2 separate regions of the Homo sapiens genome follow, and region 1 is linked to region 2. A link is a loop called in an ENCODE intact Hi-C map of the cell type or tissue named here. Cell type or tissue: Calu3. All regions are shown on one strand. Each heading gives the region's core, and the rest is flanking DNA. Links, peaks and the distances in the headings are about the cores only. Region 1 has its middle 130 kb from the start of RGMB-AS1. Region 2 has its middle 40 kb from the start of RGMB.

The links. Hi-C counts contacts between places; a loop is a spot of excess contacts. Peaks named below come from ENCODE experiments on the same cell type or tissue, not always from the same donor. Only the 100,000 strongest peaks of a DNase experiment are listed, where the experiment ranks them.
Region 1: it touches region 2 in a loop (2.0-fold over the local background); 2 of 110 quality-filtered maps call a loop at or near these places.

The regions. Positions count from the first base shown.
Region 1 is chr5:98,637,217-98,653,545 of GRCh38, forward strand. No RefSeq gene overlaps it. Among named protein-coding and RNA genes, the nearest start is that of RGMB-AS1, 130 kb to the right of the region's middle. In Calu3, for the core only: no CTCF peak of the experiment used is centred there; no DNase peak of the experiment used is centred there.
Region 2 is chr5:98,805,328-98,821,018 of GRCh38, forward strand. No RefSeq gene overlaps it. Among named protein-coding and RNA genes, the nearest start is that of RGMB, 40 kb to the left of the region's middle. In Calu3, for the core only: no CTCF peak of the experiment used is centred there; a DNase peak (open chromatin) is centred at 11,484.

The DNA.
Region 1 (16,329 bases), core at 3,253-11,252, 170 kb before region 2:
TTTTGCTCATTTCCTATTCCAGCTCCAAAGGCAAATACAATGGAACTACATCCCATCTCTACCAGCCTTGCCAGAAGGCACCACAGAGGGAGAAAATCAAGTTAATGAGGGATGGGAGAAGACATCAAGGACCATCTGAGTCCCAGAGACATAACTGCAAACCCATCCTAGGAGGCTGCCAGACTATAATAGCCACATATGACACCACTGTACAATAAAAAATCATAATTCAGTTAGTTTCAGGTAATTTTTAGAGTATTTTTTAAGAAAAGGGGGTTAAAAGATCATTTCAAAGTCTAAGGAGATGTTTCAGTAATAATACCTGTTACTGAGTTATTTTAAAGCAGACAACATTAGAAGAATTTTCTTCTTTGTGTCAACCTTCTTTTGGCAATGAATGGAATCGAGCTGGTGAAAGACTAATCAAACCGTAATGGGTGTGGGACTGTCTTGAAATAAATTCTTCCCCTGGGTTTTTAAGGCATCAGCTCTGGCAGATGAGACCTGCCACCAATTAGATGTGTGATTGCAGCAGATAAATGACACCCACTGGACTTGCCATATTTGCTCTTATGAAATTCCTGTCAGTTTTGAGACATAAATAATTTAAGCAAATGGCCTTGGACACCAGAGGCTGCCAATTATTGTGTCACCAACTCACCACCATTTGTTTTGGTCACCAGAGTATTTCTTTTAAAAAACCAAGACTTCCAGACTCAAAATAAGTTCCACGTTAAAGCAATTTCTTTCCCTCCAATTTCTTCCAAACTAGTTTTATTTGCATTTTGAAAGAAGAAATGGAAGTTTATCATTTAGAATGCCTTTTGTGTCTCTTTGATTCCTCTACAAAAGTTCAAATATAATTGAGTTGGGAATTAATAGTAAAAGCAATTACATCAGAAAAAATGGAACAAACACAGTATTTTTAAAAAGAACCATCAAATTCCCAGAGTACAATCAACACATTTAAGAATTCAAAAGAAAGAATTACAATGCTTGCATCAGCCTAATAACTGAAATGAATCCAACATTTCCATTTTAAAGCCACTAATCCAAGAATAAAGGGGAGATGAAACAAATTCAGACGGCTATAAAAAGCACTATGTTTGGGACTGAGTGTTGTGGCTTTGCCTGAAGTTTAGAATTACCTCTGATAGAGACAGAAGTTGCTAAGTGGACTGCAAAGTCATGTTGCTTTCCTGATTCTGTCCCTTTTGTCATAAGCAGCTTAATGAACAAGGCATTGGTGCCTATATTATCGACTCCATTTAATAAGAACTTTATTATAGCAATGTATGCATTCTCTTCTTTTTTTCAGTTCTACACTGTGCATTGTAAATCATTGTGAGACTGTTTTTTCTATTGATACCTCTAAGTATATTGCTCCAATTTCTGCAGATTCAGCTAGCTATAACAACAAATCTCCTGCAAATTATTAATAATATCACGTCTTATTCTTGGACGCAAGCAACTTTCAGAACTGAGGCTACTTCATTTAGTTCTGCTCTTCACATCTCCATAGGAGAAAAAAAGAAAAAAGAATTCTAGAGCCTGAATTAGTCACTGACCTTCTTCTGCAGTTTAAATTGTTGTTCTGTGGTGATTAAATGAAGCTCCATGGGGCACCCAGCCAGAGCCAGTTAATAAGTTATTAGTTCCATCAACACTGTTTTGTCATAGCCAAGACCCAAATTCAGTGATTATTCCTGTTATCAAAGTCTTAGTCACTCCAAGAAAAGCATACTTGGTATTCCTGAAAGATAAACCACACTATTTTGTGATATCTTCCCACAAAGTTTGAGTTGTATGAGCTCTTTCCTCACTGCTAAGATTTGGAAAGCGGCCCTAATGTAGCATTGCCAGATTTAGCAAATCAAAACACAGGATGCCCAGTTAAATTTGAATTTAAGATAAACAACAAATAACTTTTTAGTATAAGTATGTCTCAAATTTTATGCAGGATATACTTAACTTTAAAAATTATTTGTTGTTTATCTGAAATTCAAGCTTAACTGACCATCCCATATTTTATCTTCCAACCCTACCTGATGGCATCACTATTAAGTGAACAAGAGAAATTAGAGAAGAAGGCATCCATGACTGCAGGTGGCTCAACTACAAACTGAGATTCAGGAAGTAGTCAGCACAGGGGCCTTTAAAAATCTTTTTTTCCTGGAGGCAAAGGGAAGCTTTGACTGGCAAGGTAAATGCAACTGGGCTCTGGTGAGAGGCTGAGCCCTGAAGCAGTGGCCGACAGCAAAGGCCTCAGCAGTGCTCAGGGGCTGCTCAATAACGGACACACCTGCTCCTGTTGGGCTGCTTCCATAAGGTGGCTTCCCTGTGAGTATGCTTTTCAAGATTAATGATGTGCAACAAAAATAGTCAGGCAAGGCCAAGAAAAGGCCTGAAATTGAGAAATTAGCTATACAGCTTGTTTTAATAACCACCCCTATTTAGGTATCTCCAACTGTTCCACTCAATCATTCAAAGGAGTCAAAGGACAAAGGACAAACATTTATTACTCGGGGTAGATTTTGTTTTGCAGAAATTTCCCAAGTATGTTTTAGTACAAACCTCAGTTATATCTTTTGTCAAAAATGTATTAAAATAGTAGAAAACAAATTGCATTTACATTCCACACATTATATGTAAAATTGTGAATAAACATAGATGGTGGAAGGACATAGACAATACCCAAGGCTAATTGATATTTTGGAGATAATTTTTGCAAGGTTTTCCTAAAAGCCATGATTTTCACATTCATCTTCAATTTAATGACTCTAAGCCCTATGTCCAGTGCCCATGAAAATTTCTAAATATGAATTTTATGATCCCCAAAGTAGTCTACTTTGTGATCCTCTTTGCACTCTTAGGAACATTATTAGGTAAGAGTAATATAGGAATGAAAGCATCCTTTCCCTTATTATGGATTCTCCCTCATTAAAGTCTTTATCTCTTTTTCCTTTTATGTCTAATTCCATAGAAGCTAGCTGACAGGTGCACTTCTAACTTATGAATCAATTAGTATAATTTTCATAATTAATTTTAAGATATGCTTAAACAATAAATGTGTTAAAGACTGTGCTGTCCAATATGGTATCTGCTAGCCATATGCAGGTATTTAAATTTAATCTAAAGTTGATTAAAATTGTAAAAAATTTAAAATTCAGTTTTTCAATCATACGAGACACTTTGCGAGTGCTCAGGGGCCACACGTGGTTAGGGTCAACTGAGCTGGACAGTGCAGCTCTGGGACATATCCATCATTGTGGGAAGTTCTTTTGGACACTGTTGTCTGTAGACAATAATATTTTCATACCGAACTAGGAAGGATATGCATATTTTTAGGCACCACTCTGTTCAACAGTAATTATAGGAAAATAGAAAAGAAAAATGAAAGATATATTTGAGCAATTTAGTTGGAGAAAAATTACCAGGTTAGGCACCACAAATGCAACAATTCTAAGACAGCTTTGAGGGAGTAAAGACAGAAAGACATCATATACATAAATGTGCTTGCAAATGTGAATAAAGATTACTATTACAATTGTGATTAAATATAGCCCCATTGTGGGCTCTCAAAGAAGACTGCCAGGGTAAACTCCATTTACTACTTTACAGCTGTTTGATCACAGGCAAGTTATTTGATATTTCTATGCTTCGCTTTTGTCATCTATAAAATAGGGATAATAATCATACCTACCTTTTTCATCAGGGCCACCTCATCTCTGTGATTGGTGCTCCCTAAAGTTGTACAGCACATACCTGTGCAACTGTATAAATCAACCCTCTGCATTGAGATTTGAAAGGATTAAAAAAGTGAATTCATTTAAAGGACTGAAACAGTACTAAGCATATATTAAAACGCTCAATAAGTGTTAACTATACTTGAGGTATTTCTCAAAAGAAAATTTCCCAAAGGAAAGAATCAAATAGTAGAATTGAAAGTCATTCATAACTAGGGTTACGAACCAACCTGGTTTGCCACTAAATGGATTTTTGGAGTGTGGAAATTTCAGTTTTAAAACCTAAAAAAGAAAAAAGAAAAAAAAAAAACAAGCAAACCAGAATAAGATAGTTACCCATGAAAAACAAGGAATATATTTAGCCACAAGAAACACCCACAAGTGAACAAAAATTTATTCATTTTATCCAGTGATTACCAATATTAGTAACAGCATATGGCTAAACTTTATGAATTCTTCAAACTAAATGTAAATGTATAAGAGTTAGTAGCAAATGAAGAGAATTAATATGGTTCTTCTTGGCATTTAATGTGGGTATCTACATGAAAGCCAGTTATACAGCTGGAGCAGAAAATAACACAGTCCCTGAGACTTGTGGCTTTTAAATAACAGCACTGGATACCTCAGCATAGGATCAGATGGTTGAACTAGGATTGTTTTTTTTCCCTCCTTTTTTTTTTTTTTTTTTTTTTCTTTTCTGACTGGAGTGAAAAGGCTTGAATGTACCACCCTGGCTGCTAGCCCTGGAAACCTCAACTTTAAAGGAAACTGCTTACCAGGAAATGCTTAATTACTACAGGGCATCTTATTCTTGTGTTGCTCTATCTTTTACAAGCCATAAAAGAATTGTGTTTTCTCCCTATGTATTTATCACATCACCATTGTTCAAGTGTAATCTATACCTTGGCACTTGAAGAAATGAGATGAAAAGTGGTGTTAATAATGGTTTTAATTAAATCAGATGTTTATGATTTCCTCTAAAACTGTTTCTTTGCACAGCCTAGAGCAAGAACACAGCAGGGCAGCAGCGGTCAAATCAGGAGAAGAGCAGATAGAATTAGCATGGATCCTAAAACTAGCAAGTTGCTTTTCATGCTACAAGTCTCTACTCAACTGAGCACCAAATTGGATTTTACTGGGCAAGCCCCCACCCAGTCAATGCTTTTGTGAGTCCTATGGACGACAGTATTATCATTCATCCACATTTATTTGGAATGCTGAAAGACAATAAGTGAAGATAACAGGCAGGTCATTCCAAATAGACATCTCCTCACTCCATAGAAGATCTCTTTTCAGTGAGAATGTTCTCTTACTTAATAGATATCTTTCTTTCCTTTTTTTTTCTTTTTTTTGACAAGTCTCACTCTGCTGCCCAGGTTACAGTGCAGTGACATGACCATAGCTCACTGTAACCTCAAACTCCTAGTCTCAAGCAATCCTTCCAAGTAGCTGGAACTACAGGTGTGCACCAAAACACCCAGGTAACTTTTTTTTTATTTTTTATTATTTATTTATTTATTTATTTATTTATTTTTTGGGAGAGATGGGGTCTTGCTGTGTTGTCAAGGATGGTCTCAAACTCTTGGCCTTAAGTGATCCTCTTGCCTCCCAAAGCACTAGAATTACAGGCATGAAACACTATGTCTGGCCTTTAAGAGATATACTTCTTAAGCGGTGTTCAGGTTGTCTTATCTCTTCCCCTTCAGGAGAGTGGTCAATGTGAGCTCCTGGGCATAAAGAAAAGGGATATTTTTTCCCCTAATCTGTTTCCAAATCAGCATCTCCAATCTTTTTCCTTACAAACAGATATGCAAAATGTTATACTTGACCATTCTTTTATTAGTTTATGCATATTAAATGAGTCACTGATTGGGGGGTAGGATGGGAGTTCATACTGGGTTGTTACAATTCACACAGAGCACACTAAGAGAGAAAGGCAACATGAATTCAAAGAAACCCAAAGTTAACCTGCAGTTTGGGGTGATCAGCAATGATGGAGGGCAGCAGGGATAGAAATAATGTTCTAAAAATAGAAATAGATATCATTTTTATTTCTCTTTAAAATATTTAAAATAGTTTGAGAAGAAAGTGAGGAGGAGTGTCAGTTTTATTTTTTGGATAATATTTTACCAGGATCAACATTAAAATCAGTTTTGACTCTGAATACTCACAAATCAATCAACATGTCTGGTGGCTTAGGAGAATACTAGAGGAGAAGTTATTAAAATCAGATAAGGAAGACTCTGCAACACAGAGTTTCTTGTCACTAGTGAAGAGATTACCATGCAAAATTATTTGGCTTTAAAAGCTATTAGATGAACACTCATGACCAATAGTTTTCACCATCAAATTTGTATCAGGTAGCTATATAATTTTAAACAATAGGTCAAGAATTGAGTCTTCATCTTGAATTCCACATCATTAGCCCTGCTCACAGTATTAGTCTTCAACAAACATCCTTATGAATCCCAAGGCAGAATACCAATCAGTCTAACTGCGTGTTTCTTCTCCTCTGTGTAGGAATGCCTTTGAAACAAATAAAGCTTCATGTATGGAATAAAGAGACCACACGTGGGGATGGAAATCAGACTGAAAAAAGACATTAACAAGGTAGAGATCTTCTAATCACATAGCCATAGCGAATTAAGTGACTGAGACCTAGTTTAGCCATTCTGCTGACTTGTAGTGCAATCTTTCACTTTATTATGTCTCTCAGTTTTCTGTCTGCAAAATCAGAAGCAGTAATCCTACACTGACATGTGGAAAACTCCAGATTACCTCATCAAGTTTTACAAATTATCACAGACACTTGGGACTAAGTCTTCAAAGAAATTAGGCCATGGCTAAAATAAATTATGTCCAGGGGAAGATAAATTGTTTCATAAAAATTAAAACTATTGCCCCTGGCAACTGCACTAGACTTCTCAAAGCCTCTGATACTCACTGGAATTGAAGCCTGACACTATTAAGTGAGAAAAGACAGCTGAAAATTTTGTAGATTAATAAAGCATTTTAACAACGAATATTTTAAAATCTATCTATCTGTAAGACAATTTCTAAAGATAGCCCCTTGGATTCAGGACGGGAAAGTCCATCTCAAAATGAAAGAAAGATACTTTTTCTAAAGACTTTCTGTGAAGAAAAATCGTTATTATCCTTCAGTAACTGATCCAAGCACCCTATATATTTCATGTAGGTTTTGAAATTAATTTCTATGAAAACTGAAAATAAAGCAATTAGCTAGTAGAAAGTACCATGTAAATACAAACTGTCACTGTTTTAACATTGCAGAAGTGGCTCAACCAATGGTTTAGAGCCCACCAATTCTGATTTCTAGGGATTCTGTCTAACTTTGACCCTCTGTTCTTCAAAAATTAGATGAAAATAGGAAAGCTTTTCTCAAAAGGAGGTTTGAAGAAGATTTTTGAAATTGAAAATTTTTTATATTTCCCAAAATTCAAATGCAAATATTAAAATGGTAGTCACAAAAAAACGGAAGCAGAGAAACTAATAACCAAACTGGTAACAGTTTAGCATTCTGATATTTTCTCTACCTCTGATTCAGTCCAGGCCTTCAGCAGATTATCCAACTCATCCTGTTATTTAAATAAGTTAATGCCAAATAATTTTGTTTGGAAGATTAATCCTTATTTCAAATATTTAAGGAGGGCATATTCTCAGATAAAATTAATTTTTGCCCCAGAAATATCCTTTATTCATTCCATTAATACATATTGAGTGTCTGCTATGTGTAACATACTATGCTAACTGCCATAACAAAAGAGTTACCCCTTCTCCTTTACCACCTTCTTTATGGAAAGTGGTGGTGGGAGGGAGAATGTGGCATGTCCAGGACCCAGCTTTCTAACTATTCTTTTTTCCTTTTTCTTGCCTCTTCCTTCCCCTTCATTTTAATGGTGGGTCAGTTTTAGGCAGATACAACTAGAAGTTGGTTAGCTACAGAGAGGTTAAACAAATACATAAACATATTATGAATAAAAAGAGTCAGGTTTCTTATTAATGAAGAATAGTTTTACAAGGGGAAAGGAGAAAGAGGCCTAAGGTGGTGAATTGGAATGTGAACTCATGATAGACAGATAGATGGTAGACAGATAGATAGATAGATAGATAGATAGTGTATTTGAATACATACACAAATTTTTTAGCTCTTCCAATAGATAGAGAAAGCCTCCAATAATGCAACTAATTATAATGAGCACACCTAGCACTCAGAAAATGGTTTCTAAATCTCATACTTCATTAAAAGAAACCAGGACTCTCTGAAAAAACAGCTGACTGTTACAGCTAGGAATGGAAAAATATGAAATGGAAATGGGCCATCTTATTGTACTACAAAGTAAGGAATTGCTCAAAAAATATCAGGACATGTCAAATAAAACAAGCAACCAGCCTGCTTGCAAACTGTAGGAAAATTTGCACATCCAAAATAAATTATATTAATGGAGTATATCCCTTTGCATAAAAATCCATAAATCATACAGATAAAAATAAGTAAATTGGCAAGAAGGGAAAACTCTACCTTATAGTAGATTGCCAATTGTAGTTCTAGTGCTCATTATTAATTATTGTTTGTTTTCATTGTGCTGATTTTTGGTGATCAAGCCTCAGTCCCCTTCATAGTGCCCTCTCCTTTTTAAAAATTATGTGTGCACAGAAAGGCCATCTTTTTCAGGACATTGCATTTTCAGGCTTGTGGTGATAAATAAGATTGACCAATGCAAGTGTTCATAATGACTTTCCAATTGGCCCTGATGTTCTAACATGTGATTGCTTCATGCCTGGACTGTGACTTTCAGTGGGAGATGGAAGTTTTTCAGAGAAATGAACTGTGGAAAAATGTCCTTTCCTTAACTTGAAGCTACTTTTAAAATTTGAGAGTCTGGACCAAAAGAAGAAGAATATCAGGTTGAAGTCAAGATGACAGATAAGGTGAGAGTAATGACTACTCCAAAGATGGCTTCACTGAAGAAAAGGCATTTTAAGATTTTTTTTAAGTCTTGTCACAAGATCCCAGAAAAGTACTAATTTTCATTATCAATTAATAAAGCTATACATGCAGAAATGAATACAACAGAACACTGCTGTTTTTTATTTGTACTTTTTGGCCTGGGATATGGGTTTTAAATGGAGACATTGTACCAGCTTCATTAAAATAAACAATATTTGTAAAGAAAAAAAAACAGTAGATTGCCAAGGAATAATCAGATTAGAAAACTACAATTTGGGAACCACAATAGTAATAATTGACTCAGACAAGAATCATCCTTGGTGCTAAAACTGACCGGTGAAATTGTAATGAGGAATACAACATTACATAGTCTCAATGCATCTCCTCAAAATATTCTTATGAATTCATAAGTACAACATACTTGTTAATTAAATTTTCACTGGAGAGCCTTCATAAACCTCATCTTCACCAAGTTAATCAGAGTTAACAGCACCATTAATGGGAGAGTTGACATATGTGATGTGATTCACTGAGGAGAGCATGGCATCACTTCTGGGGCATTCCTGCCAAAAATTTATAAATCATGAGGAATCATCAGACAAATCTAAATAGACATTCTACAAAGTAATTGATCTATGCTCTTCAAAAATGCGAAGATTTTAAAAGTTAATAAAAGACTGAGAAACTATTTCTTATTGAAAGAGGCCAAGGACATGACAACTAAATACAATGCATGATCTTGAATTGGATCCTGAGATCAAAAAGAACATTATTGGAACAACTAAACAAATTTTAAAATAGTCTATAGATTTCATGGTAATATTGTAATTTCTTGATTTTGATTATTTTGCTGTGATTGTGAAAGTACATTATCATTATAATTAAGAAATAAACACTATTCAAAAATTAAGAAATAAGACAGGAATCCAAGGAGAGTAAAACTTGAGGGACAGTGAAATTCCTGGCTCTCTGTCTCTGATCTTTATGTTGGGGACAACCTTGTCTGTCTCAATATAGAAATCTTCCTACTCAGGGGAGCTAAAGACCAAGTACCTGCATTTGGACAAGTGGGTATGGAGGAGGCAATGTGCTAGAACTGGAATAAGTAGTCATGGAAGGCACATGCTAAGGCACATCTCCTTTGAAAAACATGTATATGCAGCATGTATCACCCCACCCCCCCAAAATGGCACTTTTAATACTATAACATCTACAATGACTTATAATGAATAAGCTTTCACTTTAAATCTGAAGGCCATGTGCATTCTCAATGTCCTCATATAACTCATATTTGAATAATAAGCATAAGAAAGTACAAGAAATGACTATTCCAGAAGGAATTTCAGAATAATGATTGCTTAGGTCTTTTCTTCCTCTGAAAACAATATGGTAGTCAAGCCGAGGGTAAGTAGTAAAGATAAGGTAGACAAAACAGCCCCAGAACACAGAATCCCAGGAAATATGAATTGACCTAAAAGACAAATAAAAAGGTGACTTTGAAGGTGTTCCTGCAGGAAGCAGGAACAGGGACTAACTTGCAAGGTCATCCTGGGCCTATGGCTTTGTCTGCTGTGGCCAACACCTCCTCACGTGGACTACCCTGAGAGAGATTGCTACGGTCTACCATTTTGTGAAGAAGTAACTGTAAAACTGTTACCAAATCCTAACACCATCAAAATGTGACCTCCAAAGAGGGACCATGAAATCAAATTGTTTTATTTCCAATTGTAAAGTAAATATTTTCAAGCAACCCATCTGAATGTTAAGATATACCCAAACAAGATGGTTGTAGAAAGAAATCCACAGAAGATGTTCTTTCCTAAGCAATGATAGCCAAAGGTCCCTGGCTTTGCCTGGTGCAATGAAGCCACCATGAGCTCATTGCCACTCTTTGCCTCTAAACCAGAGGTTCACTAACCAGGAACACTGGGGCCCAATCAGGCCCTTCATTTTCCTTTCATGCAGTTTTATTATGAAAATTATTGCTCCAACTCCCCAATGTCGTTCACCTGGTTCTGAGCAACCAGCGACCTGAGTTAGAAATTATCTGTGAAATGCCAGTAGTATGAACAGATAAGAGACACTGTTTCCTGCAACAAACATTATCTTGATTGGTTGCATAAATTTATTCAAAAAATCTGGGCAGAGTAAATTCAGTTGAAATTTATATCCCAACGAACATTAGAAATTGTAAAGAGAAATTTCATACTGGAAGGAATATCATTTACTTTTATCTACTCTTCTCCATTAGTGACATAGTTTCTGAATTTAGAAACCAAATTATCACAGATAGACAAATTACCCACTGGCTAAAATAATAAGGATAATTTTTTGTGCATCATTGTTAACAGCTTAGACCTGATAATCTTAATGAACAGTTTTCTTAATGGTGCCTGTTACTAACTGCAAGAAGTATAATAGACCTCATATACTATGAGTGTTTAATAAATATTAATTACAGTTACTACTTAAAATGAAGCTAATGTTCTCATTTTAATGGCTACCTTCCCTATTCTAAGAACATAAGAACAGGGAAATACAATGCCTTTATGAAAATATTCCTAACTAAATTTGGCTTGAATCTAATTTGAATCTAATCATACTCGCTTCCCAAAACAGGGAGAAATCCTTGAATGCTAAACTTCCATAACAACTACCCACCAACATATAATATTACATAAAATTTCAAAGTAACTATTATTTTAATAACTTTAATGTTTGTTGAATTTATTTTCATTTTTATTATCAGTTTAAAAAGTTAATTTGCAATACAATTTTCAGGATCATGCTTGGGCTATGATAGATATAAGATGATGCTTTTGTCTGTCCTAACTAGTCCTTGAGGACAGCTTGCTACTTACTGCCCCTTTGAACAGCAGGAAGAACTAAGAACACAGTTGTTCTGATTTATAATGTCAAAACACAAAGGAAGAATGTTATTTAGAAAAAAAAGTTTTTAAAGAGCTAGTCTAATTAAATAGGGGATTGCATGTGATGAAATATAGACATTCTCTTTGGATGAAGACACTTTGGTTCTAAAAGCCAACAAAGTGTCAAATAGAGTAGAAGGGCTCCATTCTGCATGTTAGTCTGGGCGTTCTTGTTAACACTGGAAATACGTTCGTGAGGGATAAAGGAAAGTATTTCTTATCCTTTGTTTTCTACATACAAGATGTAGATAATTTTTACAGGGCACAGATGATGGGCTACTATCTTTCATAACATAAAACACAAATTCAAACATCTTTTTCAAAATTGTCAGTTATGGGCTTGCTCTTTCCAATGTTAAAATAAATGGGTAGATTTTATTCTTATGAGGTAAATACAACCAGAAATACGAAAGCCTTCTCCAGTCTGCACTGAAACAGAGAAATTGAACCATAAGTAAGTTGTAGAGATATTAATAAAGGACTGGTAAGTGGAGGTATTAGAGAATGAGTGATTGAGAGATTAGTGAGATAGAAAGAAGTGATGGTTTGCAGAGATAATTCCAGATGAAGGTAGGGGTTCTGATTACATGTCCTGAAGAATGACATTCTGAAAAAAAAAAAAGATGAGTTGATGGGTGCAGCACACCAACATGGCACATGTATACATATGTAACTAACCTGCACGTTGTGCATATGTACCCTAAAACTTAAAGTATAATAAAAATATATATATATAAAAAAACTTGGAACTTTGAGAAGATAGTTTAATCAAATTTTAAGGCTAATTGAAGGAAAAAGGAAAAAGAATGGGAGAACAGTTACCTTGAAATAGTGGATTAAGATATTACATACCCAAAATATAAAAAAGGCAATATGAGAGAATGTTTGTAAGAAACTTTGGCAGCTCAGGATTCAGCTGGAACCTAGAAAAGAAATTACAGATAAACTGAACATTGTGCCTAAACAAAAAGGATTCTTACCACTGCAAGTTATAGATTATAAGACAGTTCCATGGGACCAAGACTTAGGAAAAAATAAATATATCCAGAGGAAGCTAGTAAATTTAAAGGATTGTTACAGGAAGATTCTGAGCACACGTGTTCTCATCTTTGGGGAAAAATTTCCCTTCCCTTAGCACACATGTACTCATGCATACACACTCACATACACACACACGCACACACACGGACTCAATCACAAACACACATTGAAATTTAGCTAAAATTGAACACAGAGAATCTTGACCAGAGTCACTTTCAGACACTTCTCTTTAATGAAAGACTTTAGATATCTCTTCTGTCAAGAGGTCAAATGTCACAAGGGCAGATTATTACATGTTTATTTTAAAAAAGCTAATATTAAATAATTTGAATCAGTTATCCTTGAAGAAATACATCTCTTTAATAAAGTTAATCATGCCAAACTAAAAAACAAAAAAATGAGTAATTTTTTCATATTTTTTCTTGTCTCTATTTTCACCATCAAATTTTTTACTCGGAACTGGGCACAGTGGCTCACGCCTGTAATCCCAGCAATTTGGGAGGTAGAGGCGGGCAAATCACTTGAGGTCAGGAATTCAAGACCACCCTGGCCAATATGGTGAAACCAACATATCTAATAAAAATACAAAAATAGCAGGCATGGTGGTGCATGCCTATAATCCCAGCTACTCAGGAGGCTGAGGCAGGAGAATCGCTTGAGCCCAGGAGGCAGAGGTTGCAGTGAACTGAGATCATGCCACTGCATTCCAGCTTGGGTGACCGAGCAAGACTTGGTCAAAAAACAAACAAAAAAAAAATCACTTGCGTCAGCTTTGTGAGAAAACTGAATCAGAACTTTTACAACATCTATGCCTCTCGTCAATAAACTTCTGCTATAACATCTGACTTAATTATATACAGAAAGATCCATTATCATCACAATACTTTGGTATACTTCAAAGTCAAATCATTTTTTCAGGAAGGAAAAATTTATGACATAAGTAGACTTTGGACCCTATTTTGTCCAAATCTTTCAAAAACTAAGAAACATTTTTCTCAAGGGGAAAAGGAGAGAAGTTTTTATATGTTGCTTTATGCAGTTTCCATTTTGAATTCTCTTTTTGGAAGTTAATATCTTAACTAAATTGCCTAAGAATTTGCCCCAATACAGTTAAGGTTTATATATTTCAACAAAGACTCTGCTCATAATCAAGGCATGCTATCAAAGATATAAGAAAGAAGATTGACAGTTGGCATACATTGTAGGGAATTAGTGCAAATCAAGGAGAGTAAGAAAGCTAAATCCAAGAAGGTTCCATGTTGGAGTAATCCCATTAATTCATTCAAGCAACATTTACTGAGAGCACTTATTATATGCTGGGCATTGTGATAGGCACAGAATACATAAAGACAAATAAGCCATTCCATATGCCTTCCTAAAGTTCAGACTTTGCTAGGGAAAACGGACAAGTAAAACAGTAACTACAAATTAATATGATCATTGTTTGGATTGAAGAAAGATTTCCTGGATGCCTTGATACTTGAAAGATAAGAACCAAGTAACTACATCAAAAAGAGAGATAGGTTCTCCAGACAATGATAGCAACATATAAAATGGTATGGAGGTATAAAACTTGATACATTTGAAAAATTGGATTGCGGAGCAAGGAAAGAGAGCAGGGAGTGGGGAGGTCAGGTAAGGAAGTAGAAACATCAGTCTTATATAATAAACCAAGGAGTTTGAACTGAATTGCACTACCAGAAACTGAGGGAAATTATTGGAGAATTAAACAAGCAGTGACTTGAGCAAATTTTCATTTTAGATTCTTCACTTGGCAAGCAATATGGAGGATGAATTAACGGGTAGAAAGCATAAAGAAAGTTAAGCCAGAGTGAGGTATGTCGGCATGGCCAGTGACAGGGCAAGAAACTAAGTTCATTTACTGGATGCTTTTCAATTGAATGAGCTCAAATCAGAAGCTAGATGGGATAAATAGGCTCAAAACATACCATCACCCTGTCAGGTTCCCGTATGTGGTGAGAAACTTGGCACTCTCAGAATCATGTCCTTTGAGCTTGAAAAACGTGGGTTAAAAAGAGAGATGACCTGGACATGACTCACACCTATAATCCTAGCACTTTGAGAGGCCAAGGTGGGAGAATCATTTGAAGCCAGGAGTTTGAGACCAGCCAGGGCAACATAATGAGTCCCTGTCTCTACAAAAAAAAAAAAAAAAAAAAAAAAAAACAGCCAGGTGCTGGGTGTGGTGGCACATCATGCCTATAGTCCTGTCTACTCAAGAGGCTGAAGAAGGAGGATCCCTTGAGTTCAGGAGGTCGAGGCTTTACTGAGCTATTATCACATTGCTGCATTACAGCTTGCATGACAGAGTGAGACCGTGTCTTAAAAAAAAAAAAAAAAGAATGAAACATTCTAATTGGCCAAGCTTAGTACTCACCTCCATGGCCATCAGGTACCGTGATAGGGAAGCCCAAAAACACCTGTAAATGTAGTGTTACCTAAAAGAAGGTGGGTGTACTAGAAGCAGAAAGAGGAAAATATTTTGTACAGACAGAAATAGCAAATATCCACTATGGTTTAGCAGCTAGATGGAAACCAACAAGGACATGAACTAACTTGAGGAATTGTTGACTAAAGAAAAAAAACAGAACTAGGAGATATTAGGAAGCAAAATTGACAAGACTTGGCAAGTGGCTGATAGGATTGTGGGTATTCAGTTTCTAAACAGATGGTATAACATTCAAATTTTCTGTCAGAAATAGAAATTGTGCAAAGAGCAGAAACCTAAATGGAATACACCCATCACAAAAATGTAAGTGTGCCTGATATTTCGTTTAACAGATACAGCAATTAAAAGAAAGATTGGGGAGGAGGTGAGAAAGAGAGAAGTTAGAGATAATTCCTGGTTATCTGACTGGACCTGCTGAGTGGAGAGTGGTGCCATCCACCAGAGTAGGAAATAAACAATTGTTGGCACAGATGATCTATTCAGTTTTGGCTGTGTCTGGAACATTTTCAGAAATATAATACATCATCACAAAAGAGAATAGCAAGGAATCGATGCCAAACCATCATTCTGTAAAGCATCCTGATGCAGTAGTTTCAGAGCCAGACAAACCTGAATTTGGATCCAGAAGCCCTGCTGTATAGTTGTGTGACTCTAAGTAAGTTCACTGTCAACTGGTTCCTCAAATAAAATGGGGAGAATTAAAACACCTACATCATAGATAATGTATATTCCCTGGCATGTGGAAAGAATTCAATAAATCCAAGTTCTCCTCTGAGTGGCACCCTGAGGAATTAATTATCAAAGATTAAGTACCAATTCAGAGTGCAAAGAGAAATATTTATCCAGTTCATACTCTATCCCAGGCCTTCTGAGTATATAATATTATATAAGAGAGAGAACACTTGTAAATTCAAGGAGTTTGCGCTCTGCTTAGGATTAATGGACAAGTAAGATAATTTCAGAATGTGGAAAGTATCTTGAAAGAAATAAACAGAGTGACATGATAAAGAGAAACTGCAGTGGTCTCTATTGATTGCCAGGTTGATTGGCTTGGGCTTTTTCATACTGGAGAAGGCAGAGTCTTAACTATATTAAAATGACGTCTATTCCAAACATGGGTTTTCCTTCCCTGTGTATAGACTCTCACCATGAGAACTACCATCCAAGGGCTTA
Region 2 (15,691 bases), core at 7,669-15,668:
ATGGACCAAATGTACCTAACAGAGATTTACAGAACATTGCAATCAACAGCTGGAGATACACCCATTTTTCTCATCAGCACATAGAACATTCTCCAAGATAGACCATATGTTAAGATACAAAACAAGTCTAAAAAAATTCAAAAAACTTAAATCATAACAAGTATCTTATCTAACCACAGTGGAATAAAACTAGAAACTAACAGCAAGAGAAACATTTAAAACTACACAAACGGGCCGGATGTAGTGGTTCATGCCTATAATCCCAGCATTTTGGGAGCCCAAGGCCAGAGGATCACTTGTGGCCAGGAGTTCGAGACCAGCCTGGGCAAACATAGCAAGATCCCATCTGTACAAAAAATTTCAAAAATTAGCTGGGGATGGTGGCACATACCTGTAGTCCCATGTACTCAGGAGGCTGAGGCAAGAGGATTGCTTGAGCTATGATCATGCTACTGCACTTCAGCCTGGGCAAGAGTAAGACTGTGTCTCTCAAACAAAAAACAAAAAGAAAAACAAACAAAAAATAGTATACAAATACATGGAAATTCAACAACATGCTCCTGAATGGCCAACGGATGAAGAAAGAGATTAAGAATAAAATGTTGTAACTTCTTGAAACAAATAGAGACACAACATATCAAAACCTACTGGATACAGCAAAAGCAGTATTGAGAGGCAAGTTTGTAGTAAATACCTACATCAAAAAATAAAAAGATTTTAAATAAACTACTTAATGATGCATCTCAAAGAAATAGAAAACCAAAAAAAAAAAAAACCCAAAAGTAGTAAAAGGAAAGAAATAATAAAGATCAAAATAGACAAAATTGAGACAAAAAATACAAAAGATCAGTGAAATAAGAAGCTGGTTTTTTTGAAAAGATAAAATTGACAAACCATTAGCTAGACTAAGAAAAAGAGATAGAAGACCCAAATAAATAAAATCAGAAATTAAAGATAAAGAGATGTCACAATGGATACCACAGAAATAAAAAGAATCATTAGAGACTACTTTGAATAATTATATGCCAATAGATTTAAAAGTAAAATGAATAAATTCCTAGACACATATAATCAACAAAATTGAACCAAGAAGAAATAGAAAACCTGAACAGATCAATAACAAGTAACACGACTGAATCAGTAATAAAAATCTTCTAAACAAAGAAATGTCCAGGACTGAATGGTTTTCTTGCTTAATTCTATTACACCTTTAAAGAATAATTAATACCGATTTTTCTCAAACTGTTCCAAAAAATTGAAGTGGAAGAAACTTTTCCTAACTCATTCTATGAGGCTCAGCATAACCCTGATAATAGACAAGGACACAACAACAAAAGAAAACTGTAGGCCGACATCCTTAATGAACATAGACACAAAAATTCTCAACAAAATACTAGCAAACTGAATCCAACAATATATCAAAAAGATAATACACCATGATCATGTAAAATTTATCCCAGGAATGCAAGGATGGCTCAACATATGCAAATAATAAATGTGATACATCACATCATCAGCAGAATAAAGGATATAAACCATATGATCATCTCAATAGATGCAGAAAAAGCATTTGCTAAAATTCAATATCCCTTTATGATAAAAATTCCTAATAAATCAGGTATAGAAGGAAAGTGTAACAACACAATAAAGGCCATATATGACAGACCCACATCTAACATCATATTGAACAGGAAAAAGCTTTCTCTAAGAACTGGAACAAGACAAGGCCCACTCTCACTACTCTTATTCAACATAGTACTGGAAGTTGTAGCCAAAGCAATAAGGCAAGAGAAATAAATGAGGGGCATACAAGTTGGAAAAGAGGAAGACAAATTGTCCATTTGCAGATGACATGATCTTATACATAGGAAACCCTAAAGACTATCAAAAAATACCCTTAGAACTGGTAAACAAATTCTGTAAAGTTTCAGGGTAGAAAATCAACATACAAAAATCAGTAACAGGGCCAGGCATGGTGGCTCATGCCTGTAATCCCAGCACTCTGGGAGGCCAAGGCAGGCTGATCACCTGAGGTTGGGAGTTCAAGACCTGCCTCACCAATGTGGAGAAACCCCATCCCTACTAAAAATACAAAATTAGCCAGGTGTGGTGGCACATGCCTGTAATCCCAGCTACTCAGGAGGCTGAGGCAGGAGAATCACTTGAACCCGGGAGGCAGAGGTTGCAGTGAGCCAAGATTATGCCATTGCACTCCAGCCTGGGCAACAAGAGTGAAACTCCATCTCAAAAAAAAAAAACAAAAAAAAATCAGTAACATATCTATACACAAATAGTGAACTAGCTAAAAAAAATCAAGAAGGCAATCCTATTTACAAATGCTACAAAGAAAATACAATGATTAGGAATAAATTTAACAATAATAAAAACAAAAACAACAACAACAAAGGAATAAGTTTAACCAAGGACGTGAAAGATCTCTACAAGGAAAACTATAAAACACTGATGAAGGAAATTGAAGAGGTCAAAAAAAATGAAAAGACATTTGCATCCATGTTCATGGATTGAAAGAATTAATATTGTAAAAATGACCATACTACCAAAAGCAATCTACAGATTCAATGCAATTAATATCAAAACTACCAATGATATTCTTCACAGAAATAGGAAAAAAACCTTAAAATTGGTAGGGAACCACAAAAAAAGCAATCCTAAGCAAAAAAGAACAAAGCTGCTGACATCACACTACCAGACTTCAAAATATACTACAAAGCTGTAGTAGCAAAACCAGCACAGTGCTGTCATAAAAACAGATACATAGACCAATGGAACAGAATAGTGAACTCAGAAATTAATCTACACATTTACAGCCAAATGATTTTTCACAAGGCACCCAGAATACTCATAGGGTAAAGGACAATCTCTTCAATAAATGGTGCTGGGAAAACTAGATATCCATATGCAGAAGAATGGAACTACCTGTCACCTATTAAAAAAATCAACTCAAGTGGATCCAAGACCTGAATGTAAGACCCAAAACTATAAAACTACTAGACGAAAACAGGGGAAATGCTTCAGGACACTGGTCTGTAAAAAGATTTTATGTATAAGACCTCAAAAGCATAAGCAACATAAACAAAAATAAACAAATGAGAAAGGGGCTTAACATCCAAAATACACAAGGAACTCAAACATCTCAATAGCCAAAAAAAAAAAAAATCCGATTAAAAACTTGGCAAATGATCTGAACAGACATTTCTCAAAAGAAGGCAAACAGTCAATAAATACATGAAGAAGTGCTTGACATCACTAATCATCAGGAGAATGCAAATCAAACTACAATAGTATATTATCTCACCAGAGTTAGCATGGCTATGATCAAAAAGACAAAAAATAACATGGTGGCAAGGATGTGGAGCAATGGGAACTCATACACTGTTTTGAGAAAGTAAACTAGTGCAGCCACTATGGAGAAGAGTGCGAATGTTTAAAAAAAAAAAACAAAACTACAAATAGAGCTACCACATAATTCAGCAATCCCATTATGGGCATTTATCCAGAGGAAAATAAATCAGTATATCAAAGAGACCTCTGCACCCCCATGTTTAATTGCCACACTATTCATATTAGCCAAGATATTAAATCAACCTAGTTGTACAACAACAGATGCATGGATAAAGAAAATATGGTATATATACACAGTGGAATACCATTCAGCCATAAAAAAGAATGAAATTCTGTGATTCACAGCAACATGAATGGAACTGGAGGATATTGTGTTAAGTGAAATGAGCCAAGAACAGAAAGTTAAACTCCACATGTTCTCATTCTTATGTGGAATCTAAAAAAAGTGGATATCACAGAAGTAAAAAATAGAACAGAGTATACTAGAGGCTGGAAAGGAGGAGAGCTAAGAGGGAAATAAGGAAAGATTTGTTAAACGATACAAAATTACACCTAGATAGGAGGAATAAGTTCTAGTGTTCTATACCACTGGAGGATGACTATAGTTAATAATAATATGTTACATAGTTTCAAAGAGCTAGAAAGAGGATATTGGCCACGTGCAGTGGCTCATGCCTGTAATCCTGGCACTTTGGGAGGCTGAGGTGGGAAGATTCCTTGAGCCTATGAGTTCAAAACCAGCCTGAGCAACATAGAAAGACCTCATCTCTACTATTTTTTTTTTTTAATTAGTGGTCGTGGTAGTGCACACCTGTGGTCCCAGCTACCACTTGACAGCTGTGGCAGGAAGATTGCTTGAGCTCAAGAGGTCCAGGCTGCAGTGAGTTCTGACCATTGCACTTTAGCCTGGGTGACAGCGGGAGACTCTGTTTAAAAACAAAACAAAACAGAAAGAGAAAACTGAATGTCCCCAATAGAAAGAAATGATAAATGCAAATAAGATTATAAATACGCTAATTATAATTACTATGTGTTAATTTTTTAATGTTATTCAGTAAATATATATATGTATGTGTGTGTGTATATATATATATGTTATATGTGTATGTATGTATGTATGTGTAGACACAGGGTCTGACTCTGTCACCCAGGCTGGAGTGCAGTGGCACAGTCATAGCTCACTGCAGGCTTGAACTCCTGGGCTCAAGCATTCCTCCTGCTTCAAGCCTCTTGAGTAGCTAGGACTACAGACACTGCCACCATGCCTGGCTAATTTTTGTAATTTTTTGTAGAGGTGGGATCTTGCTCTGTTGCCCAGGCTGATCTTGAACTCCTGGCTTCCTGTGATCCTCCCACCTTGGCCTCCCAAAGTACTAGGATTACAGGTATGAACCATCACTCTCAGCCAAAAAAATTAAGTTAAAAAAATAATAATTTAGTGAACTGAGTAAAAACAAAGAAAAAACCAGAAATGTCCTGATAGTAAATAACAGATTCTACCATAGAAGGAAGAGAAAAAGTACATTAAGAGGTCTCAGTTGCAATTTTTTCCAGTAAGAACTTCCTCCAGCCTCACTCTTTGGTAAGATGGAGATGAGTGCTCCCTGTACCTCCTGTTCTCCATAAACAAAGATTCAGTCCCATTTCCTAGCTCCCATTTTCATTGTAAGCCCTGCTGCCATTTATCAGTATAGACACACATGTTGATTCCCGAGCTCTCTGGGAATCTGTGGATGATAAGATTACAAAGAAAGTCGCAGGAGGCTGGTTCACTGTAGGGCATTTTGAATCCATTGTGAACATGTGTTGGGTATGTGGGTCAATGAATTCTGGGGGTAGGCTCAGGTGGCTCAATGAAGAAAGCTACTTCCTTAGGCTACCTCTGACCTCAATTTAAGCAATTTATTTGTAGTTGGGATAATGTAGTTTTTGCATGACCTTAAAGTAAATTGAACAAGCCAATAGACAATGTAATGATCACCCACTTTGAAGCTCATTTTTTTTTTTTACAGGAAAGAGATGCATTTAGATATTTGGTAAGAACTTCATAGAGACTAAGGTAATGGAAGTGTGGGAAGAAATTTCAGAAATAAAGAGAAATGGTTTGTTTTTTAGAGAAATAAATGGGTCAGTATTTCAAATACTCCATTTCATTCATGAAGTTGGCAGTAGTATCAATGAGCGCAATTGCTAGCAAATGGTGATCTGATTAAAGTGGGAAGAATATATCCAAACAGGTAGAGATTATGAACTAAAATTCCTAAGATTAAATTACTGGTTTTTTTGTTTTGTTTTGTTTTTTCAGATGGGGTCTCACCCTGTCACCCAGGCTGGACTGCAGTGGTGCAGTCATAGCTCACTGCAGCTTCAAACTTCTGGACTCAAGTGATCCTCCTGCCTCAGCCTCCTGAGTAACCAGGATTAAAAACATGTACCACCGTTCCCCATTAATTTCCTACCTTAGCCTCCCAAAGTGTAGGGATTACAGGCATGAGCCACCATGCCTGGCCTAAAAGTACTTTCTTTCTTTCTTTTTGTAAGAGATACTGTCTCATTTTGTTGCGCAGGGCTGGTCTTGAACTCCTGGCCTCAAGTGATCCTCGCACTTTGGCCTCCCACAGTGATAAATTACAGGAGCGAGCCACCGCTAAAACTATTCTTAATGAATTATCTTCTGACTGTGTTAGTAGTACATTGGGTAAATTTTTTTTGTCAGAAAAAAACTCAAAGATTTGCTTTTACTTTACAAACTATACATTCCTTGTTCTCTTGAGAATGTCATTCCACTTTTCAAGCTCACTGAATTATACCAACCCACTTGAAAAACTAAATTGACCTCGTTATCCTTGTTCATGCTGTTGAAAATGAACTTCTTAAGGTCATATTGCATTACATTGTTCATTCCTTTTGTTGTCCCATTCCCAAGTATCTCCAGGTGCTTAAAATGTTGATAGTAATAATGAAATCACTAAATGAAAACTGGAGACAATATGCCCAAATTTCAGGGAAGAAAGAAGAAAATGTTCTTTCTCTTCACTCCTCCCATGGAATATGAAACTGATAAAGAGAAGCAGTGACTAACCTCCAAACTCTTGCTTTAAGGGCAGGCAAACAGTGTTTCAAATGGATATCTAAGACATTATAGCTCCAAGCCCCAGACCTGCAACACCTCTGTCTCCTACCCTTGGATGATTCAGTTCTACAGTTTGGTTTATATGGTCCCCATTCACCTGGAGCTCTTCCTTAACTGATCTATTATGTATAACAGGATGGCTCACCCGGCAGCAATTCTGCAATCTCTTTCTCATGAAATATTTTGCAAGAAAGCTCTCCCTTTGACACCCTATTCAGCATAATATTGTATCATGTGTAGATTAATATTGCATTTGTTCCATGATCAGTTATCTTGCAAAGTCAATTATTCAGAACACAGCCAAGAATCAATAGGAAGATGAAAAAATTATCTGAACAACCAAGTAATACTCTTACAGAATGTTACTCAAAGAAGAATCTCTCTGGCCATTTCTCAGGACTTATTTGCTTCTATTTTAGATACAATTCTTACATGCTTAATAAACCAACTTGTTATTCAACCAACTCTATGCAATCTTTTTTAGAGATAGGTTGTCACTGTGTCGCCCAGGCTGGAGTTCAGTGGTGTGACCACAGTTCACTGCAGCCTCAGCTTTCCAGGCTCAAGCCATCCTCCCACCTATACCTCCAGAGTAGCGAGTAGCGGGTAGCGGGAACTACAGGCAGGCACCACTTCCCCTGGCTAATTTTTTGTGTTTTTTAAAGAAATGGATCTCATTGTGTTACCCATACCTGCCTCAGGCCCACAAAGTGTTGGGATTATAAGCGTGAGCCACTGTGTCCAGCCACTAATGACATTCTTAAAGTTACTCCTAAGCTAACCCAGGCCGTAAAGATGGTGTGGAACTGAAACACAATGCCTGGTCTTACACAGGTCCTCAGCAGTGTTAGAATGTGCTCAATGAACTGTTTATGATGTGACTGAATGGGATGATGAGATGCAGCCCAACAACACTATGTTCACTATGAGAAACTTAGTGAAAATATTTGGATCTGAGGATGCATTTCTTTCTCTTCTTAACGTAAGGAACCATACTAGCTCTTGTTTTTAAATTGTAGACTCTGCAAACAATATAAGTGATTGTCATTCATATTCTGCCTTGGTATCAGAAAGCTCAAAGCCAAGATTGTGATCCATATCTCATTAGTGTAAAGGATTTCATGGGAATTATTTTGTGTTTTGCATTTTGTTTTTTTTTTATTTGCATCATTTTTCTCACTTATTTTGAAGTTACATCTTTTTGCTATATGGTTTATTTTATTTTTAAAAACCCATATGGAATTTACCATATGCTAGACACTGTTCTAAGCACTTTGCAAATATTAATTCATTTAGTTCTCATAGTTACCCTATGTTATCATATCCATTTATGGTTAAAAATGGAGGCACTTAGAGATTAGTTATATATCTTTTAATCTACATAAAATCTTTTTGGAATATAAGAAAATATATGGCTAGGCGCAGTGGCTCACACCTGTAATCCCGGCACTTTGGGAGGTTAAGGCAGGTGGATCACTTGAGGCCTAGAGTTCGAGACCAGCCAGGGCAACATGGCGAAATCCCATCTCTACAAAAAATATAAAAATTAGCCAGGCATGGTGGCTCCAGCCTGTAGTCCCAGATACTTGGGAGGTTTAGGTGGGAATATTGCTTGAGACCAGGAGGCAGAAGTTGTAGTGGTGCTGAGACTGTGCCACTGCACTCCAGCCAAGGCAACAGGGGGAGACCATGTCTCAATACAATAAATAAATAAATAAATAGAGCAAGTTTATTCTAGCTGGAAAAGTTGACTGAAAAGAAATTAATGCTTAAAATTGATAAATTGGGAAAAAGCAATAGGTAGAAATATAGAGGTAAAATACTAGGGGAAAAAAAGCTAAAGGTTTAAGTGATTGCTTTTGGGGAATACAATTCAGGCGTAAAGGATCATGGGAACTGCTCTGTGTGTGTGTGTGTGTGTGTGTGTGTGTGTGTGTGTGTGTAAGCCTTTTAACACTTTAATCCTTTTTAAACCAGGAATGTGATTTCTTTGAAACTTCTAAAATATTATGAAAACATCCACACAAACTTCTCAAATCATAAAAATGACTATCCTTTGATCACTGGCTGTGTGTGGTTCACCGAAAGGATATGAATCGTGTGATATCATAGGGAATTTCCTGAGCAACAGAGTGAAATTGAAAAATATGTTAGAGTCTACTTCTGACTACATTTGAGGTTGGTATAGCTCTTCTGTCAAAGTATATGTCTTCCGATTATTAAGGTTCTACTTCTCTGATACATAGTACAAAGCTATGGCACTTTTGAAGCAAATGCTTAAGAACAGGGCTTTTCACAGTGCTGACCTCAGACTCTGTCCCTCATGGTCCATGAAGGACCATCTGTCTGTTTAGCAATTAAAAAGTTTTTTAAACTTACAACAATTATTTATACATATTTTGTAAATTTGAAATGTAAGATTAACTATAAGTTTTGCTGAAATCTTATTCTGTTCTAATAATTTATAGGCTTTAAGAGTTTGTACTGTATTAATAAGAAACTCTTGCTTAACATTCAACTAAACTGAAATATTGTCTCTTGGGCTCACAGTGTTTTCAAGTTAATTGAATATTATCACTTAAATAATTTGTTACATTTGCATGTTTCATTGCTATCATTCTAATTCAAAGAAAATATACCCATCTATCAAAAGTAGCTCATTAGTTAAACAGATGCTTGAAGGCAGCATACTCGTTAAGAGTCATCACCACTCCCTAATCTCAAGTACCCAGGGACACAAACACCGCGGAAGGCGGCAGGGCCCTCTGCCTAGGAAAACCAGAGACCTCTGTTCACATGTTTATCTGCTGACCTTCCCGCCACTATTGTCCTATGACCCTGCCACATCCCCCTCTCCGAGAAACACCCAAGAATGATCAATAAATACTAAAAAAATTATTTAAAAAAAGTAGCTCATTAAACATTAAAAGAAGTGATAAAAATGGCAATATAAATACCGTGACCCAAAATAAAGTTGGAAGTATGAATAGGGAGAAGTGCTCTAGTGTGAATGTAAAATGCAGATCTGTATGTGCAAAAGCAAATAAATCTAAACATGTAATGATTTTGCACAAGCAGCCAAAAAAGAAAAGTGTGATTAAGTCCAATGATGAATATATGATAAACAAACTTTATTGGAAAATTGATCCACTGCCACCAGTCCCAGTACATTATCTGTTAGAATACTTGTCTATAGCAACATACAGCTCTAGAGGACTTCAGGCATAGCGACTGTTCGTGTAAAATCAATCAGTTTTTATGAAACTGTGCAGAATTATGGTATTCAATAAATGATTGTATTTTTTCTGATGACATATAAATGACCAAACTACCAACTGATATTTAATCAAATTTATATACCTATTACACTTTATTGAAGGTTTTTAAAACCATAAAAAAGTAAACGCCTTTTGTTATACTGGGGAGAAAGCAGAATACTTTTGAAGAATAATATGTCCAAACAACATGTCTTACTAGGAATGAATAACTTACATAACACATAACAATTAAAGTAATGTTATACTGCCTCAGAATTAGAAATACAATCTAGTGAAACAGAAACCAGCAGTTGACCCCAGCATATATATAGAAATGACATACAATGGAATTGACAATTCAAATCAATGGGAAAAGAATAACGTATTTAATAAATTGCACTTGAACTATTGTTTATTCATCTTCAAAAAAAATGTATCTTTACCTCACCCTACATGAATATAAACTCCAGATGGTTTAAAGACATAAATGTCAAAAGAAAAACACTTTTAGATGTTAGAAGAAAATATAGATATATTTGTTTATATATGAACCTTAAATTGAGTAAGAATTTCTTAAACAATATACCAAAAACAGAAGAAGCAAATGACATGAAGAAAACATTGATATATCTGATTATATCAAAATGCTTAGCTTGGATATAAAATTTTAAGATATATTTATGCACTAAAAATATAAAATCATGAATCATTGTTAATTTGAGAGAAGCAGGAAGAACAATAGATCCAGAGATAGTACCCAGGATATTTTAATTATATGTATAATTTCTCAAAAACATCTTTATATCCATATATGCTTATCTATATATAATTGTATCTATATTTCTCAAAAATATGTATAATAAACATTTATAGCAAAATGCTATAGTTTGACAAAGATGTCCTACTGGTGCGGGTTATATTGTTTTCTATAATTTATCTATCTTATGCTTGAAATAGATTGTAGTAAAAAAATTAAGAATGTTTAAGAGACATGGAAAATAGAATTTTAGGTCCATCACATAGTAATAAGAGCTCCAGAAGGAAATATTAGGGAAAATGGAAGCTGAGTGATATGGTTTGGCTGTGTCCCCACCCAAATTTCATCTTGAATTGTAGCTCCCATAATTCCCCCATGTCATGGGAGGGACCTGGTAGGATGTCATTGAATCATGGGTGTGGGTCTTTCCCATGCTGTTCTATAAAAGGGAGTTCCCCTGCACATGTTCTCTTTCCTGCCGCCATGTAAGATTGTGAAGCCTCCCCAACCATGTGGAACTGTGAGTCAATCAAACCTCTTTCCTTTATAAATTACCCAGTCTCAGGTATGTCTTTATTAGCAGCATGAGAACAGACTAATATACTTAGTATATTCCAAGAGATAATGGCTGAATATTTTCCAAAATTCACAAAAGACATAAATCAAATTTAAATAACACATCCCCCTACACACACCCTCTCATAAATACAGATTTTTCTCAAAGATCAGTTATGCTCAATCTGGGATCTTTTTGGCTACAATTTGTGCCAAAAGTATAAAGGTATCTGAGCTGGGATGGAACAAATTTATTATAAAATTAGAATATCACAATTAACTATTCTTACCTAGATGGCCCGGACTGTCGCCTGAGAAAGTTAAATATTTACTCTGGCCAACTTAGGGCAAGCTTATCTACCCCTTCTACTACCACAGCTGGTGCTCTCTTGAAAGCACCACCTTTTGGCTGGAGGCCAACCAACTCAGCCCATTACAGTAACTCCATAAGAGAACAACCCTGCTCCAAAGAAGGAGAAAACAGCTAATTCCAGTGCTGCAACATCCTGATTAACGAGAGGTCCTGAGTCTTTCCACGTGATGACTTCAGTGCTAGCATAAGCAGTATTTGAGACAACCACCACACTAAACAAAATTACAACCACGGACTCACAGAGTCCACTTCACTGCCCTGCCACCTCCACCAGAGTAGGTGCTGGTAGCCACAGCTGGGAGACCTGAAGACTGACCACATCACACAACATTTGCAGACATTCCGTAGCACCAGCCCAGCATCTGGTATCCCTGCTGGGTGGCTAGGTCAAAAGCCACCTGGGATCACTCCATGGGACAAAAGAATCTGAACAGCAGCCCTTGAGTTCCAGATTTTTCCACTGAAATAGTCTACCCAAATAAAAAGGAACCAGAAAAGTAATTCTGGTAATAAGACAAAACAAAGTTCTATAACACCCCCAAAAGATCATACTAGCTCTCCAGCCATGGATCCAAACCAAGAAAAAATCTTTAAATTGCCAGATAAAGAATTCAGAAAGTTTATTATTAATCTACTCAAGGAGGTACCAGAGAAAAGTGAAAACCAATCTAAAGAAATTAAAACAACAATACAGGATATAGATGAAAAAGTCTCCAGAGAAATAGATATGATAAAGAAAAAACAACTATAACTGCTGGAAATAAAAGACACACTTAGAGAAATATTACTGTAGTATTGTGGCAAAAACACAATTACTTTTGCACCAGCCTAATACAAAATACACTGGAAAGCTTCAACAATAGACTAGAACAAGTAGAAGAAGGAAATTCAGGGCTCAAAGACAAGGCTTTCAAATTAATTTAATTCAACAAAAACAAAGAAAAAAGAATTTTTAAAAAATAAATAAAGCCTCCAAGAAATGTGGGATTGTGTTCGATGACCAAATATAACTGTTCAATATATGTTCAGTGACCAAATATAATTGTTTAATATATGTTCAATGACCAAACAATTGGTATTGCTGAGGAGGAAGAGAAATCTAAAAGTTTGGAAAACTTATTTGAGAGAATAATGGAGGAACACTTCCCTGGCCTTGCTAGAGATCTAGACATTTAAACACAAGAAGCTCAAAGAACACCTGGGAAATTCATTACAAAAATATCATCACCTAGGCACATAGTCATCAGGTTAACTAAAGTCAAGATGAAGGAAAGAATCTTAAGAGCTATGAGGCAAAAGCATCAGGTAACCTATAAAGGAAAATCTATCAGATTAGCAGCAAACTTCTCAGCAGAAATCCTACCATCCAGAAGAGATTAGGGCCCATCTTTAGCTTCCTTAAGCAAAGTAATTATCAGCCAATAATTTTGTATCCAGTGAAACTGGATACATAATCTCCTTCATAAATGAAGGAGAAATAATCTTTTTCAGACAAACAAATGCTGAGAGAACTCACTACGAAGCCAGCACCACAAGAAATGCTAAGATTTCTAAATCTTGAAAAACCTCAAAATACACCAAAATAGAACCTCCTTAAAGTATAAATCTCATAGGGCCTATAAAACAATAATACAATTTAAAAAACACAAGGTATTCAGGCAACAACTAGCATGACTAATAATAGAACAGTACCTCACATCTCAATACTTATGTTGAAGGTAAATAGCCTAAATCCTCCACTTAAAAGATACAGAGTGGCAGAATTCATAAAAATCCACCAACCAGGAATCTACTGTCTTTAAGAGACTCACCTAACACATAAGGACTCACATAAACTTAAGGTAAATGGGTGGAAAAAGATATTCCATGCAAATGAAAACCAAAATTGAGCAGGAGTAGCTGTTCTTACATCAGACAAAACAGACTTTAACGCAACAGCAATTTAAAAAGACAAAGAGGGATTAGTTCAACAGGAAAATATTACAATACTAAATATATATGCACCTAACACTGAGCTCCCAAATTTATAAAATGATTACTACTAGACCTAAGAAACGAGATAGATAGCAACACAATAATAGTAGGGGACTTCAATACCCCACTGACAGCACTAGACAGGTCATCAAGACAGAATGTCAACAACAAAAAATTGACTTAAACTGCATTCTAGAAAACATGGACTTAACATATGTTTACAGAACATCCTACCCATCAGCTGCAGAACATTCTTTTCATGAGCACATGGGACATTCTCCAAGAGAGGCCATATGATAGGCCACGAAACAAGTCTCAATAAATTTAAGAAAACCAAGATTATATCAAGTACTCTCTCAAACCACAGTGAAATAAAATAGGAAATTAACTACAAAAGGAATTCTCAAAACTATACAAATACATGGAAATTAAATAATCTGCTTCTGAATGATTTTTTGGTCAACAATGAAATCAAGATGGAAATTTAAAAAAAATTATTTGAACTGAAGGATAATTGTGACACAACTATCAACACTTCTGAGATACAGCAAAGGTGGTGCTAAGAGAAAAGTTTATAGCATTACACGCCTACATAAAAAGTCTGAAATAGCATAAATAGACAATCTGAAATAGCACAAATAGACAATCTAAGGTCACACCTCAAGGAACTAGAGAAACAAGAACAAACCAAACCCAAACCCAACAGAAGAAAAGAAATAACAAAGATCAGAGCAGAACTAAATGAAATTGAAACAACAACAAAAAAATACAAAAGATAAATGAAACAAAAAGCTGGTTCTTTGAAAAGATAAACAAAATCAATAGATCATTAGTGAGATTAACCAAGAAAAGATCCAAATAAGCTCAATTAGAAACAAAACAGGAGATATTACCAAAAATACCACAGAAATATTAATACAAAAGATCATTCAAGTCTACTATGAACATCTTCACATGCACAAACTAGAAAACCTAGAGGAGATGGTTAAATTCCTGGAAATATACAACCCTCCTAGATTAAGGAAGAAATAGAAACCCTGAACAGACCAATAACAAGTAGCAACATGGAAACAGTAATTAAAAATTTACCAACAAAAAATAAGTCCAGGACAAGATGGATTTACAGCTGAATTCAATCAGACATTCAAAGAAGATAGTGTCAATCTTGCTGAAAGTATTCCAAAAGGTAAAGGGAATCCGCCCTAAATCATCCTATACAGCTGGGATTACCAAAATACCAAAACCAGGAAAGGACATAACAAGAACAAACAGACAAAAACAAAACTACTGAACAATATCCTTGATGAATATACAGGCAAAAATCCTCAACAAAATTCTAGCTAACCGAATCCAACAGCATATCAAAAAGATAATCCACCATGATCAAGTAGGTTTCATACGAGGGACACAGGGATGGCTTAACATCCGCAAGTCAATAAATGTGATACACCACATAAATAGAATTAAAAACAAAAATCACACGATCATCTCAATAGATGCAGAAAAAGCATTTGACAAAATCCAGCATCGCTTTATGATTAAAACCCTCAGCAAAATCAGCATAGAAGGGACATACCTTAAGATAATAAAATCCATCTATGACAAACCCACAGCCAACATTATACTGAACCAGGAAAAGTTAAAAGCATTCCCCCTGAGAACTGGAACAAGACAAGGATCCCCACTTACACCACTTCTATTTAACGTAGTACTGGAAGTCCTAGCCAAAGCAACCAGACAAGAGAAAGAAATAAAGAGCATCCAAATTGGTAAAGATGAAGTCAAACTGTCACTCTTCACCAATGATATGATTGTATACCTAGAAAACCCTAAAGACTCATCCAAAAAGCTGCTAGGTCTTTACTAAATGAATTCAGTAAAGTTTCAGGATGCAAAATCAATGTACACATATCAGTAGCACTGCAATACACCAACAGTGACCAAGCTGAGAATAAAATCAAGAACTCAACTCCTTTAACATCGGTTGTAAAAAATAAAATAAAATATTTGGAATATACCTAACCAAGAAGGTGAAAGATTTCTATAAAGAAAGCTACAAAACACTGCTGAAAGAAATCATAGTTGACACAAACAAATGGAAACACATCCCCTACTCATGGATAGGTAGAATAATATTGTAAAAATGACCATATTGCCAAAAGTAATCTATAAATTCAATGCAATTCCCATCAAAATACCATAACCATTCTTCATAGAACTAGAAAAAAATCCTAAAATTCATATGGAGCCAAAAAAGTGCTTGCATAGCCAAAGCAAGG